2 separate regions of the Homo sapiens genome follow, and region 1 is linked to region 2. A link is a contact called in ENCODE Hi-C or POLR2A ChIA-PET data. All regions are on one chromosome and are shown on one strand. Each heading gives the region's core, a stretch centred on a gene start or an enhancer-like site at or near the end of the contact. The rest is flanking DNA. Distances are from core to core; before and after follow the strand shown.

Evidence for each region. A loop is a pair of places that touch in the nucleus more often than their neighbours do. ChIA-PET counts read pairs that join two places held with the same protein, here RNA polymerase II (POLR2A). Pooled maps may share reads with other maps.
Region 1: a loop to region 2 is called in a map with no recorded cell type, with 9 times the contacts of the local background. The contact joins two enhancer-like sites. A Hi-C loop is called at or near these places in 2 of 168 maps with a recorded cell type or tissue (MCF 10A and PC-3), 4 of 37 single-sample maps with no recorded cell type and 2 of 50 pooled maps. POLR2A ChIA-PET finds 5 or more read pairs at or near these places in 3 of 52 experiments (MCF 10A, PC-9 and endothelial cell of umbilical vein).

The regions. Positions count from the first base shown.
Region 1 is chr4:147,589,117-147,596,815 of GRCh38, reverse strand. It overlaps LINC02507 (long intergenic non-protein coding RNA 2507), which reads right to left. Exons shown (of 4, transcript NR_187416.1): 4 at 2,227-2,551. Among named protein-coding and RNA genes, the nearest start is that of LINC02507, 23 kb to the right of the region's middle. Within about 2 kb of position 6,081, at least 3 of the 41 ENCODE cell types and tissues checked have a DNase peak (open chromatin) inside an H3K27ac peak, as active enhancers do.
Region 2 is chr4:147,549,546-147,557,130 of GRCh38, reverse strand. No RefSeq gene overlaps it. Among named protein-coding and RNA genes, the nearest start is that of LINC02507, 16 kb to the left of the region's middle. RefSeq lists an enhancer at 6,107-6,166. Within about 2 kb of position 6,335, at least 5 of the 41 ENCODE cell types and tissues checked have a DNase peak (open chromatin) inside an H3K27ac peak, as active enhancers do.

The DNA of each region.
Region 1 (7,699 bases), core at 4,832-7,331, 40 kb before region 2:
GTATAATTTTTAGGGAAATGATGATATATTGAGTTATTTTAGTCATTTTCTTATGTACAACTTTCTAGTTTCTTGTTCATGTTTCCATTTTCCCCATTATCCAGGTACAGTAAAGGAGCTTTCTTTATTCTTTCTCCTCTCTGACCCATCAGTGACTCAGATTTGACAACTCTTGCTTTGTAATGTAGTTTACACCTTCCTGTTCATTATTCTGGGTTAGATCTTTATTACCATAGGCATAGCCTGTCAGGAGTCTACTAACTATTCTCTTTACTTCAAGCAATCCTGCCCTCTACTGCCGGATGAATCTGATAAAATCTTATTCTGATCATGTCAATTTTCTACTTTCACAGCCTGCATTTGCTCCACATATATATTCAGATGAACTCCATATTTTTTACCTGGTGTCTTAATCAATAATCTTATGTTTATAACAGAATAACTGAAACTGAATAATTTATAAAGAAAAAGAACGTATTTCTTACAGTTATAGAAGCTCAGAAGTTCAGGGTCAAGGGACTGCATATGGTGAGGGCCTTCTTGCTGATGAAGACTCTCTGCAGAGTCTCAAGGTGGTGCAGGGCATTACTTGGCAAGGGGCTGAATGTGCTAGCTCAGGTCTTTCTCTTCTTATAAAGTCAGGAGTCCACTCCTGTGATAACCCATTACTCCATTCACCCCTTAATCCATGAACGGATTAATTCCTTGATAAGGATGGAGCCCTCATGATCTAATCACCTCCCTAAGGCCCCACCTCTCAATCCTGCCACAATGGATTAAATTTCAATATGAGTTTTGGAGGGGACACATATTCAAACCATAGCTCTTGGCATCCCCAGGCCTCTATAATATGGCCTGGTTCCTGCTATCCTGTCCTCAGGCCATCTTTCTGTTTACAGTCACAGTAAACATGCCCAGTGCTGCTTCTGCACGGTGCCTACTCATCCTTCTCACTCACAACTCTCTCCTTTCCCTGAGTCTCCCATTTGAATCTAACTCATTCACTCCGGCTCAGCCTAAGTCCAGCCACCCATGAGATTTCTCTAATATTCCCAGTTGACCCTTATCTCTCTTCTGAACTCCATAGGGATTCTTCTCTGAGCTGCCTGTCACACATTTCCCTTACTCTCTTGTGTCATGAGTTATTTTTTCATGTATAAGTGTTGTGTATTCTCAACTCACTTTTAAGTACTTCAAGAGAGGCGTGTCCTAAAGCCTGTTGTATTATTGTCTGTGGGTCTCAGGGAGGTGGTGTGTTGCAGGAGGATGGCACTCCTTTTTTTTTTTTTTTTTGAGACGGAGTCTCGCTCTGTCGCCCAGGCTGCAGTGCAGTGGCGCAATCTCGGCTCACTGCAAGCTCCCCCTCCCGGGTTCACGCCATTCTCCTGCCTCAGCCTCCCAAGTAGCTGGGACTACAGGCGCTCGCCACCACGCCCGGCTGATATTTTGTATTTTTAGTAGAGACGGGGTTTCACTGTGTTAGCCAGGATGGTCTTGATATCCTGACCTTGTGATCCGCCCGCCTCGGCCTCCCAAAGTGCTGGGATTACAGGCGTGAGCCACTGCGCCCGGCCCTTTTCTTTTTCTTTTCTTTTTTTTTTTTTTTTTTGAGACAGAGACTCACTCTGTCACCCAGGCTGGAGTTCAGTGGCGTGATCACAGCTCACTGAAGCCTTGAACTCCTGGACTCAAGCAATCCTGCCTCCTAAATAGCTGGGACTATAGGCATGTCACCACACCCAGCTAATTTTTGTATTTTTTGTGTGGATGGGATTTTGCCATGTTGTCTAGGCTGGTCTCAAACTCCTGAGCTCAAGCGATCTGCCAGCTTTGGCCTCCCAAAGTGCTGAAACTTCAGGTGTGAGGCACTGCTCCCTAACCAAAGATGGCATTTCTATGACTGTGTGACTTTGGAAAACCCTCTGAGCATCAATTTCCCCGTTTGCAATTTGAGCATAATGATAGCTACTGGGCAGGGTGGTGGAAAGGGTTAGCCAAGATGCATGTAAACGGAGAGTCCCAGGGGCTGGTACATGATAGGAGCACAGTGCTTGGTAGCCAGAGGCAGTGCTGAGTAAGGGCTGAATGAGAAGGCTCATCACTATCCATCTTGGTGCCTTCAGCATCTGGCATGGTCCCTGAACCTCTCATCTGCAACTGAGGATTTAATTCAATAAGCATTTTGTTTTAGTTTGAGTTCCCTCAGAAGAGACCATGAGACAATAATGTAAATGTGAAAGTTTATTTGGGAGGTGACTCTAGGAATCATAGAAAGGGGAGTGGGGAGGTGAGGTAGGGGAGGAAAGGAAACCAACACAGGATACGTTAATGGGCAGGTTACCACTGAGGGCAGCTGGGCTCCAACCTACTGGGACCATCTGAAAGACTTTGTAGAACATGCTCAAAATCATCACCAGAGAGACAGGAAGTGAGTACCTTTACCACCAAACTCCATCCGCTGTGGATCGTCGGCTGCTCACAGAGGTGCTGACAGCCCTACTTTTCTGGACTCTTCCTCCCTATCGTTGAGTTCCTGCAGCAGAGGGAGCTCCTGGGCAGAGAAATTCAGGAAAGAATTGCCAAATTTAGCCAGCAAAAACACAGAATGCCCAGTTAAATTTGAAATCTAGGTTAACAACAAATACTCAAAAAAATGTGTGTGTGTCCCATATTATAGATATTTAAAAATCATTTTCATGGGATATACTTAGAGTAAAAAATTGTTTATCTGAAATTTAAATTTAACTGAACATTCTGTATCCTACCTGGCAGCCCTAATTCAGGGGCTTGCTTGGGGGATAAAGGTGGAGTAAACTGTCTTCTTTTATTGAGTACTTACTATGGGTCCAGAGTGAGATTTATCGTGGGAATGCAGAATTAATGAATAAGTCTCCAGACCCTGCCTTGCCCCTTGAAGTTGTAATTAGATTTGAAAGAAAGATGTGTGTAGAACTGCTTTGAAAATGATAAATGCTGCACAAATGACAAAGAAGTATTCACTTTTAAAATGTATTTTTAAAAACACTAGTAGTGTGTCTAGCATAGTAGCTGCTCAATGTTTGTCATGTCAAACTGAATTATTATTATGATTTTTTTATTCTTTTATTTCTATTATATTTCAATAGTTTTGAGGGAAAAGGTAGTGTTTGGTTGCATGGAAAAGTTCTTAAGTGGTGATTTCTGAGATTTTGGTGCATCTGTCACCTGAGCAATGTACACTGTACCCAATGTGTACTTTTTTATCCATTGGCCCTCTCCCAACCTTCCCCCTGAGTCTCCAAAGTCCATTATATCATTCTCATGCCTTTGCGTCCTCATAGCTTAGTTTTCCATTCCTGTTTGGTTTTCCATTCCTGAGTTACTTCATTTAGAATAATGGTCTCCAACTCCATCCAGGTTGCTGCGAATGCCATTATTTTTTTCCTTTTTGAGGCTGAGTAGTTATATATCCCACATTTTCCTTATCCACTTGTTGGCTGATGGACATTTAGGCTGGTTTCATATCTTTGCAATTGCGAACTGTGCTGCTAGAGACATGCGTGTGCAAGTGTCTTTTTCTTATATTGACTTCTTTTCCTCTGGGCAGATACCCAATAGGGGGATTGCTGGATCAACTGGTAGTTCTATTTTTAGTTCTTTAAGGAATCTCCACACTGTTTTCCATAGTGGTTGTACTAGTTTACATTCCCACCACTAGTGTAAAATGCACTCTTTTCACCACATCCACACCAACATCTGTTATTTTCTGATTTTTAAATTATGGCCATTCTTTCAGGAGTAAGGTGGTATTTCACTGTTGTTTTGATTTGCATTTCCCTGATAATTAGTGATATTGAACTTTTTTTTCATATGTTTGTTGGCCATTTGTATATCTTCTTTTGAGAATTGTCTATTCATGTCCTTAGCCCACTTTTTGATGGGATTATTTGTTTGTTTGTTTTTTTTCCTTGCTGATTTGTTTGAGTTCCTTGTAGATTCTGGATATTAGTCCTTTGTCAGATGCATACAAACTGAATTATTATTATGGGCAAATAATACTATTATTTGTTGATTACTGTCATGAGACTCAGGCAAGGTTGTTTTAACATCTCCCTAGGTCCTAGATCCATGCTTATTTTTGGAGTCTTGCTTCATATTATTCATATTAAAGTGAATATTCATATTATTCATAATATTCATATTAAAGTGAATATCTCACACTAATCAAGGGAAACATATATATATTGCTTAAGCATTTTTTTGACAGAATTTAAGAATTTTAAAATTTTTTAGTTTTTGAAAAGATTTAGCTGTGACTTATTTAAGATTAGCTTTGATTTCTTAATTCAGGAGGGTAAGAAGGTCCATGAACTTGGATGAAAAAAATCTGTTTTCATTAACTTCAAACTGAAATTTGTAATTTTATTTATTAAAGAATATAGGCCATACATCACATTAATATTAACAATATCTCTCTCACCAATAGAAACAATAGATATATTCATGTCACATTACAGGGATTACGAATATCCCAAAACATCATTTATACTAATTGCTACTTTGAATATATAGTTGTGACATTGTTATTAAATCTTGTTATTAAATGCATTAATAAATAAGCACATATTTACAAATTAGTATTTTAAAGTTTTTTTTTTTTTTTGAGATGACTCTTGCTCTGTTACCCAGGCTGGAGTGCAGTGGTGCAATCTCAGCTCACCACAACATCCGCCTCCTGGGCTCAAGAGATTCTCCTGCCTCAGCCTCCCAAGTAGCTGGGATCACAGGCGTGTGCCACCACACCCAGCTAATTTTGTGTGTGTGTGTGTGTGTGTGTGTGTTTAGTAGAGATGGGTTTTCACCATGTTGGCCAGGCTGGTCTCAAATTCCTGACCTCAGTGATCCATCCACCTCAGCCTCCCAGAGTGCTGGGATTACAGTCGTGAGCTACTGCGCCCGGCCGAGTTTTTAAAAGTTTTTTGAAAATTTTATTTTAAAATAGTTGGCTTTCTTTGTGGGGCATTTTAAAAAAGTTCCAGGAGCTTCACTTAGGCTTCCAAAGGGATCTATGGCACAAAAGTGGAAAAGATCCCCTGCTAGGGCCTCGTGGGTAAAACAGCCTGGGGCTCAGGCTATGGGTCACTCTCGCCTGGTATTTTTTCTTTGTTCTTTTGTAGAAAATAGTGGGGACTTAGCAGGCTCAGGAGAGTGCAACTGCAGGCAGAAACAAGAGAAAGTTCAAAATATGTCTAAACTTTACTGGAAGATTTACTGGTTATCAAGTCAGAAGACTTTGGATCCAGTCCAGGCTTACCTTTAATATTCTCACAGTAGATGCATTTGCTCATTGAATCAGCCAATCTTTAAAAAGGGCCTATCACCAGCCTGACCCTATGCCTAGGCATTGGAGCAGGCAGGCCCAGGGTTGAGTCCATTCTGTCACTCACCAGAGGAGTGACCTTGAACAAGTTATTTCATATCCTGAAGCCTCAGTTTTCTAATCTGTAGAATGGAGATACTGATTCTGAATTTAACAGGGTGGTTGAGAGGATTAGATAAGATGGGTGTAAAGTACAATAAACACAGAGAAGATTACAGTTACTATGAATCACCATTTTGTCTATAAACTCTTGCATCAATGTGCTGCTAGTTGTCAAAGAAAAGCATATAAAACAGTCTTCTCTTGTATCACTGATTAAATATTTTTTTCTGTTAATGTTTTTGAAGCATTGTTTAGAGAACTGTAAAAGTAGTTAAAAAGAGGAAATATGACTGAAAATTCATATTCCTGAAAATATATGAATGTTAAAAATTGTATCAGGTGATATAATGACTCATCAATAACCTTACTAGATTATTTATTCTTAAAAGATATATTTGGTCAGGCGCAGTGGCTCACGCCTGTAATCCTAGGTCTTTGGGAGGCCGAGGTGGGCGGATCTCTTTGAGTTCAGAAGTTGGAGACCAGCCTGGGCAACATGGTGAAACCCTATCTCTACAAAAAAATACAAAAGAAAAAATAAAAAAGAAGTGGGTGTGGTGCCTCGTGCCTGTGGTCCCAGCTACTCGGGAACTGAGGCTGGAGGATGGCTTGAGCCAGAAAGCGGAGGTTGCGGTGTGAGCTCATATCACGCCACTGCACTCCAGCCTGGGCAACAGAGCGACACCCTAAGGGAAAAAAAAGTATATTATAGTTAAAAAACTTAAAAAAAGTTCTATCTGTAATTATGATTCTAAGAGAGCCATCCCACTGTTTTCTTTCCTGATACTATATTTTCTAAAAGTCTAAACACAAGGCTTTCCTTTGTTTTGGTTTTGAAACTTTGACCATTTATTCATAAACCATGCTAAAAACAGCAACTACCACCAGGTCGCGCTGTAGTTCCACAATGAAAACAGGCTGGGGTCTAAGGAATTCTCGAAGGTCTCAGTTGTCACATCATTTCTGTTTTTTGAAGCAAAGAGGGGTGGAGACAAATATTTAAAAGGAAAAAGAAAAGCTTTTGCTGAAAATAAATAACTTCAAATTCACTATAATTTAAACGTTGATATTCAGCAAAAAAGATTTTATCTGAGAATGTTGCTATTGCTACTTTTAGAAAAAATTGCTTTCAACTCAGTCCTGTTATTTTCCGGATGGAAAAATATAAAATAAATAAATAAAAACCGTGCTGAAAGTTTTCTTTCCTATATTCTCTAGTGGTTGATGGATAATACTATTTTTTTAAAATCCCAAGATGAGGTATATTTTATTTAAAAATTATAGTGATAGCTTAGGTATAAACCAGGCTTTAGAAAATATATAAACACTTCATCTTAAAAACAGTTTTTTTTTTGTTTTGAAAAAGCCCTTTTTTCTTTTTTGGTCTTATTTTTCCCAAATGTCAATATTTATGAGTCAGGGGTTGTGGGAAATGTTACCTAGAGCTACAAGGGCCGGAGATTGCCCTCTTGTATCCCTGGGGAGTTGAGCATGAGTGCCAGAGGGCAATGTTTGGCTGGAAGGACCCAAGCCTGCCTTTCTTTGCACCCCACAGTATGCCCTTTGAAGTGAAAGACATTTCTGTACTCAGCTCTACTTCATAGGAATTCAACTCAGGATGAGCAATGCACACAAATTTCTGTATACCCTTTTAGTATAAAAACAGAGGCAGACTAACAGAAAACCAAAAAAGCCAGAATTAATGCAGGCTGTTTGGAGTTTTGGAAACTCTTCTGATAACTTAAGTCACAAATCTAAATTTCTGGATGAGACTATTTTTTGATCATGTCACTTTCAGAACATCAGTCACTTGAAGTTTAACCCCTTTTAGGATTTGGGTGGTATTATTAGGAGTTTTGTCAATGGCAAAGACAGAAGTCCATGAGAAAGAAATCCTCACAGAAATAAGGTAAAAATCACGAAATATCAGTAAATTATGAAGCTTACATTTGTTTTGAAAATGAACCCATCAGCATAATGAAAAAAAATGCATTATTTAATCCAAGTGTTTTAGTTTGCTTCCTTACAAATTGTCCGTTATTAGGGACTGAACAAGAAAATAAAAGCTGAAAATGAACAAGATTTACTGAGTGGAATACAGGGGAACTGGGAAATATGCTGGCAAATTGGAGCCATTAACAAGTTAAAAAAATCAGAAACAGTTTTGAAAACCAGAAAGTCACCAGTAAAATATATCCGTAAGGTCAAATGAGCTGTCCTGATGTTGATTCTCAATTT
Region 2 (7,585 bases), core at 5,086-7,585:
TTCTATCCTCACTGTGTCTGCTGATAAAATGTCAGTTTTGTCCTCCATTAGCTTTCTGGCCTGCCTGTGTAACCCAAGGCCTTCAGTGTCATCTCACCTCTCTCTGTAGTGACCCAAAGGCAAGTTCATAGATTCCTGACTCTTGGCTAGCTTCTATGACTTTTTCTAGGAACAAGTAGGAGCTTCTGGCTCTTTTCTATACTGCAAGGGAAAGTGTAGTAAACTTGAGGATGGCTAATACAGTCCCCTCTAACAACTCATGCTTCTTTCTCCTCCACTGCAAACACACATGCTGGTTTAGGCCAGCAGGCACTATGTGTGGTGTGGTGGTCTGCCCTCTGTCCCAGACAGGAATTGCAGTGCCTGAGGGCCTTTTTCCACCCAGGGCACAACTCGCCAGTTTGAAGTTTCTAGCTTATCTATCTTCTCTGCCTCATTTCTGGCTCCACATTCAACCCCTCCACTGGCTAAATCTTAGGGGTCCAGAGTGGGACCACTGAGATCCTAAAGAATCCAGGCAGGGCGTGCACTTTGCTCCCTGCTAAGCTCTCCTGCTGCTCAGGAGGGGTGTGTGCCCTCTCCTCAATCTGGTAGATACTTCTTTCATCATTGGTTTTGAAATCCTCCACTGATGACTTTGTTGTTCTGGGTGTTTCCTCTGTCCTCTCCTCTCATATCTTAATGGTGGATAGGGTTTTAGGGATTAAAAAATCTCTGGATTACTGAAAGGAAAAATGTTTAGAGAGGCATTTAAGATGATTTTTCTTATTATCACTTTTAAACCCACACTGAAGGTCTAGGTCCTATACCTGTTCTGTTGGAATCTTGGCCAATCTCACAGTTTTTCTGGTCATTCTTAGAATAGTTATAATGGCCTTTGTTTAAAAAACAATTTCATATGAAAACTAAAATATGCAGGTCAGCATAATAATCAAACCCTTATACTCTTACCTAAATGTCATTACGTAGGTTTCCCCCAAACATCACCTCCTCAGGGAGGCTTTCTCTGACCATTAAATGTAGCCTCATGGAAGTTCTAGGCAACCTTTGCCATTTCCTGTTGTAACACCTTGATTTAGTTCACTTAACATATACATATTGGGGGCTTACTACGTGGCATCCAGAATTATTCTAGGCACTAGGAATATCACAATAAATAAGACAGAGCCGGTCCTTTACCTAGTGGAAGGACACAAGCACTAGACAAACAATTAAATGAGCAAGAAAAATATCATTTAGCAGCATGTGCTATGCAGATAATTTTGTTTTTTGAGACAGAGTCTCACTGTGTCACCCAGGCTGGAGTGCAGTGGTGCAATCTCGGCTCACTGCAACCTCCGCCTCCCAGTTTCAAGTGCTTCTCCTGCCTCAGCCTCCCAAGTAGCTGGGACTACAGGCACCTGCCACCACACCAGGCTAATTTTTTTTTTTGTATTTTTAGTAGAGATGGGGTTTCACTATGTTGGCTAGGCTGGTCTTGAACTCCTGACCTCGTGATCCACCCACCTTGGCCTCCCAAAGTGCTGGGATTACAGGTGTAAGCCACCACGCTCAGCCTATGCAGAGAATTTAAACAGAGTGGTATGATAGGGTGACTCAGTGGCTAGTTTAGATTGTAGGGTCAAATAAGATCTCTCCAAGGAGAGACCTGAAATCAGGACAACCACCTTCAACTTGTTGCATACTGTGTGATCGACAGAGGCAAAATCTTGTAGGATTGTACACCATGCAGCATAATTTCTGGATGAGAGTTCATGAGCATAACCAGAGAATAGTCTTTGGAGTATTCTGCAACAACCTGGTGAAATGACGAGTGATCTCACGCGTGGTCAGAGGTAATGCCATTATTTTGCCTCAACCAATTCATGGTTCAGTAGAGTATTAAGCTCCCATGATCCTTCTATATTTTGATTGAAAAAGACCTGAAATTCTGGGCTGATTAAAAAAATGAGTGGTTATACCACCTAACCAAGTCCAAGGAGTTTTGCAATTCATAATGTAATTGTTGGATATTTAAAATGATACTGGATCTGAGAAATAGGGGGACAATGTGGAGAAAGTGGTGAACTCAGAATCCCTTCTGCCTAATGAATATTGAGCCCAAGTATATTTGGAATCTAGCACTTGGTGGAGGTGTGTGGGAGGGGAAGGAAGGAGTTAGAAAACAGTCTACTATTTTTTTTTTTTTTGAAACAGGGTCTCTCTCTGTCACCTAGCTGGAGTGCAAGTGGCACGATCTTGGCTCACTGCAACCTCTGCCTCTAGGGTTCAAGCAATCCTCCAACCTCAGCCGCCTGAGTAGCTGAGACTACAGGCATGCATGAACATGCCAGGCTAATTTTTATATTTTTTTGGTAGAGATGGGTTTCACCATGTTGCCCAGGCTGGGACAATCTACTATTTTATAGATTTTCCGTAGACATACACAGGAGTGGAAGATAGGCATGTTAGACTGCCCTGGGGCTTCATCTCCTGCAGCAACCCTAACTGATAGATTTGGAACACCTAGAAAGACTCTTTAATGTGGAACAGCTTTGAGATTAGGACATATCTGTCAAATAAAAGATTAAGGGATATATGCAGACAGTATACACCTTCAGCTTCTTGGAAATGTATTTTCTCTGATTGGTTCTCTAAGAAAGCATACATATATAAAGAAAAGATTTTGATTTAACTTGGGTATATAGTGTATAGTCAACTGTTAAACTGAGGAAGTTTAAACACCATTATCATAAAAAATTATATATATATATACATATACATATATATATATATATATATAAAATGTGTGTGTGTGTATTTGACTGCCAGAGCAATGAATATTCCTTATAGAAAAAATCTGCACAGTTATGTTTCCACTGGTACACAAAAATAGCCTTGAGCATGACTGAGATGCCTTCTGACTCCAGCCCTAGGTGAGTCTTCCCCTAGTTCCCCTGGCTAGATGGTGGCCAAGGTAAAGTGTTCATACTGGTGCATTGGATGGTTATCTTTCCAGGATGCTCCTATAAGGCACTATTTAAAAAGGCACTGATATAGTTTGGATATTTGTCTGTGCCCAAATCTCATGCTGAATTGTAATTCCCAATTGTATTAGTCCATTTTCGTACTGCTATGAAGAAATATCTGAGACTGGGTATAAAGAAAAAGAGGTTGAACGGACTCATGGTTCCACATGGTTGGGGAAGTCTCACAATCATGGCCGAAGGCAAAGGAGGAGCAAAAGCACATCTTACATGGTGGCAGGCAAGAGAGCATGTGCAGGGGAACTGCCCTTTATAAAACCATCAGATCTCATAAGCCTTATGAACTATCACGAGAATAGCAAGGGAAAAACCTGCCCCCATGATTCGATTACCTCCCACCAGGTCCTGCCCACGACACGTGGGGATTATGAGGGCTACAGTTCAAGATGAGATTTTGGTGGGGACAGACCCAAACCATATCATTCCACCCTGGGACCCTCCAAAATCTCATGTCCTCAAATTTTAAAACCGATTATGTCTTTTCAACAGTTCCCCAAAGTCTTAACTCATTTCAGCATTAACTCAAAAGTCCACAGTCCAAAGTCTCATCTGAGAAAAGGCAAGTCCCTTCTGCCTAAGAGCCTGTAAAATCAAAAGCAAGTTAGTTACTTCCTAGATACAGTGGGGTACAGGCATTGGGTAAATACACTCGTTCCAAACAGGAGAAATTGGCAAAAACAAAGGGGCTAAGTCCGAAATCCAGTGGGGCAGTCAAATCTTAAAGCTCCAAATGATCTCCTTTGACTTCATGTCTCACATCCAGGCCATGCTGATGCAAGAGGTGGATTCCCATGGTCTCAGGCAGCTCTGCCACTGTGGCTTTGCAGAGTATAGCCCCTCTCCTGGCTGCTGGCATTGAATGTCTGCAGCTTTTCCAGGTGCACAGTGCAAGCTGTTGGTGGATCTACCATTCTGGGGACTGGAGGCTAGTTGCCCTCTTCTCACAGCTCCACTAGACAGTGCTCCAGTGAGGACTCTGTGTGGGGGCTCCCACCCCACATTTCCCTTCCCCACTGACCTAGCAGAGGTTCTCCATGAGGGCTCTGCCCCAGCAGCACACCTCTGCCAGAACATCCAGGAGTTCCCTACATCCTCTGAGATCTAGGTGGAGGTTCTCAAACCTCAATTCTTGACCTGTGCTCACCTGCAGGCCTGACACCATGTGTAAGCTGTCAAGGCTTGGGGCTTGCACCCTCTGAAGCAATGACTTGAACTGTACGTTGGCCCCTTTTATCCACAGCTGGGACACAGGGCATCAAGTCCCAAGACTGCACAAAACAGCAAGGCCCTAAGCCCAGCACAGAGAACTATTTTTTCCTCCTAGGCCTCCCTGCTTGTATTGGGAGGGGCTGCCGTGAAGACCTCAGACATGCCTGGGAGACATTTTCCCCATTGTCCTGTAATTAACATTTGGGTCCTTGATACTTATGTAAATTTCTGCAGCAGGCTTGAATTTCTCCTCAGAAAATGGGTTTTTCTTTTCTATTGCATCATTAGGCTGCAAATTTTCCAAGCTTTTATCCTCTGCTTCCCTTTTAAACACAAGTTCCAATTCCACACCTTATCTTTGTGAATACATAAAACTGAATGCATTTAGTAACACCCAAGTCACCTCTGGAACACTTTGTTGCTTAGAAATTTCTTCCACCAGATACCCTAAATCATCTCTCTCAAGTTGAAAGTTCCACAGATCTCTAGGGCAGGGGCAAAATACTGCCAGTCTCTTTGCCAAAACATAGCAAGAGTCAACTTTGCTCCAGTTCCCAACAATCCTCATCTCCATCTGAGACCACCTCAGCCAGGACCTTATAGTCCATTTCACTATCAGCATTTTGGTCGAAGCCATTCAACAAATCTCTAGGAAGTTCCAAACTTTCCCACACCTTCTTGTCTTCTGAGCCCTCCAAGTCTCTAGGAAGTTCCAAACTTGCCCACATTTTTCTGTCTTCTTCTGAGCCCTCCAAACTGTTCCAACCTCTGCCTGTTACTCAGCTCCAAAGTCGCTTCCACATTTTCAGGTATTCTTATAGCAGTACCCCACTCTACCAGTACCAATTTATTGTATTAGTTCATTTTCATACTGCTATGAAGAAAAACCTGAGACTGGATAATTTATAAAGAAAAAGAGGTTTAATGGACTCAGAGTTCCACATGGCTGAGGAGGACTCACAATCATGGCAGAAGGCAAAGGAGGAACAAAGGCACATCTTACATGGTGGCAGGCAAGAGAGCATGTGCAAGGGAGCTGCCCTTTATAAAACCATCAGATCTCATGAGACTTATTCACTGTCATGAGAATAGCCTGGGAAAAACCTGACCCCATGATTCAATTACCTCCCACCAGGTCCTTCCCACGACAAGTGGGGATTATGGGAGCTACAGTTCAAGATGAGATTTGGGTGGGGACACAGTCAAACCATATCACCAATGTTGGAAGTGAGACCTGGTGAGAGGTGTTTGGTACATGGAGGCAGATCCCTCATGGCTTGGTGCTGTTTTCATGATAGTGAGTTATCACAAAATCTGATTGTTTAAAAGTATTGGAGATGAGTGAAGAGAGCTTCCCCCCACGTCTCTCCCTTGCCCCTGCTTTTGCCACGTGACATGCCTGCTCCCCCACCACCTTCCACCCTGATTGTAAGCTTCCCAAGGCCTCCCTAGAAGCTGAGCAGATGCCAGCACCATGTCATCTCCCATAAAGCCTGCAGAACCAGGAGGCAATTAAACCTCTTTTCTTTATAAATTACCCAGTCTCAGGTATTTTTATAGTGATGTGAGAACGGCCTAATACAGGCACTTTTCTTTGTATGGCACAAATAGGCCTTTGTCCTTAAGCCTAACATACAGACAGAGGACATGGAACTCATAGGAAATCCTATGCCTGAAGACACAGGCACTTTTGATCATCAGTGAAGACCTTCTTCCTTTCCAAGACTGCCATTTCCTCCCCCTCTCACCTTCTCTGGGAACTTCATCTATCAAATATCTTTTTATTTTCATCCCTACACAATTTTTTCCTTTCACTGGCGTCAATTCTTCTGTCCTAAAAACGCTGAGGTTGTATTTTTCTTGAATATACATACACCTTTCCTTTGCCCCTGCTGTTTCCTCTGGCTGCTGCCCGAGTTCCCAAGTGTTCTCACAGTCACACTCCTTGGACGAGCAGCCTGTGTGTGCTGCCTGCACTTTCCCGCCCACCCTGACTTAATCTTGTTACCTCTCTTACTGGTTTGCAGCTTCATAAATGACTCAAATTTTCACGTGACAGCTATTTGAGAGGGGCATGTTCTGTAAAGGGCAATTGCAGCTGCTTTCTGCCATGAGTAACATTTGGAGACACAGAAACACCTAACAGTCATACCCCCTGAGAGTCTGAAATGGAGTTCCTACAGGGGTCGACGTGACTATCCCACAGAAAAGCCATGCTCTTTGACAGCAGCTGGGACTGCAGCTGTGGGGGAGGAAGCTTGGATTGTCAATTAGGAGAGATTTTAGTATATTATATTAAGATGGCCCAGTAAAGAAAGTGAAAGTAGTTTTAAATAGGAGCCCAAATTTAGTATGCTGAAGAATCTAACATGATCAATGTCTGGAATTTGTCATTTATGTTCAGCAGTGAAATAGAAATGTGTGTCTTTGCCCAGATTCTTCCTGAAGCTGAGCTTGAACCAAGGATTTGGGTGTAAGTGGTTTGTTAAGGCACAGCTTCCAGAGGAAATTAGTAAGGGAGTGGAAGAAGTAGGCTGCGGGAAGGAAAGAGAGAAACTAAGTAAAGTTGAGATGTCAGGTGAAGTCCCAGACTCAGCCTGATCTCCAGGGTGCAAGGTGTTTACCCCACCTTGAGATACAAGAGCTGGTGTAAGTCCACACCAGTAAGTCATTGGCTATAGGTCGTGGTGGGGGTGGAGGAGGATATACAATTCCAAGGCAGTTCTTCTTACAGTCTAGGCGGGCTCCAGTGTCCAAGGGTGAGCCACCGATTGTTGCAGGTGTAAATATTAAGCAGTAGAAACACTGCTGAGCCCAGGAGTTCGAGACCAGCCTGGGTAACATAGCAAGACCCCCCTCTCTACTAAAAACAAAAAGTAAAAAAATAAAAGAAAGTCAGGTGTGGTGGCATGCACCTGTACTCCCAGCTACTCAGGAGGCTGGGGTAGGAGGATTTCTAGAGCCCAGGAGGTCGAGGCTGTAGTGAGCTGTGATCATACCACTGCACTCCAGCCTGGGCGAAAGAGCGAGACACTGTTTCAAAAACAAACAAAATCCAACAAAAAAACCCCAAAACTTTGAAGCTGGAGATGAGTGAAGAGAGCTGGTAAAATGGATGCAAGGGGGTCCGGTCTGGTCTTTGACAGTGTCTGCTTACGTGTCCCTAACGGTGTATGCTCCTCCATCGTGATGGTTCCAGTGTAAAGTGGAGCAATTTCATGGCATCTGGAGCTGTTGAACTCTTCAATGATGGATCAACCCAGGACTAGTTTGGCCATTCTGGAGACATCCTGGCTGTAACTGGTGATATTAACTATGCACAAACCTTATGATCCAGCAGCAGTCCTGCT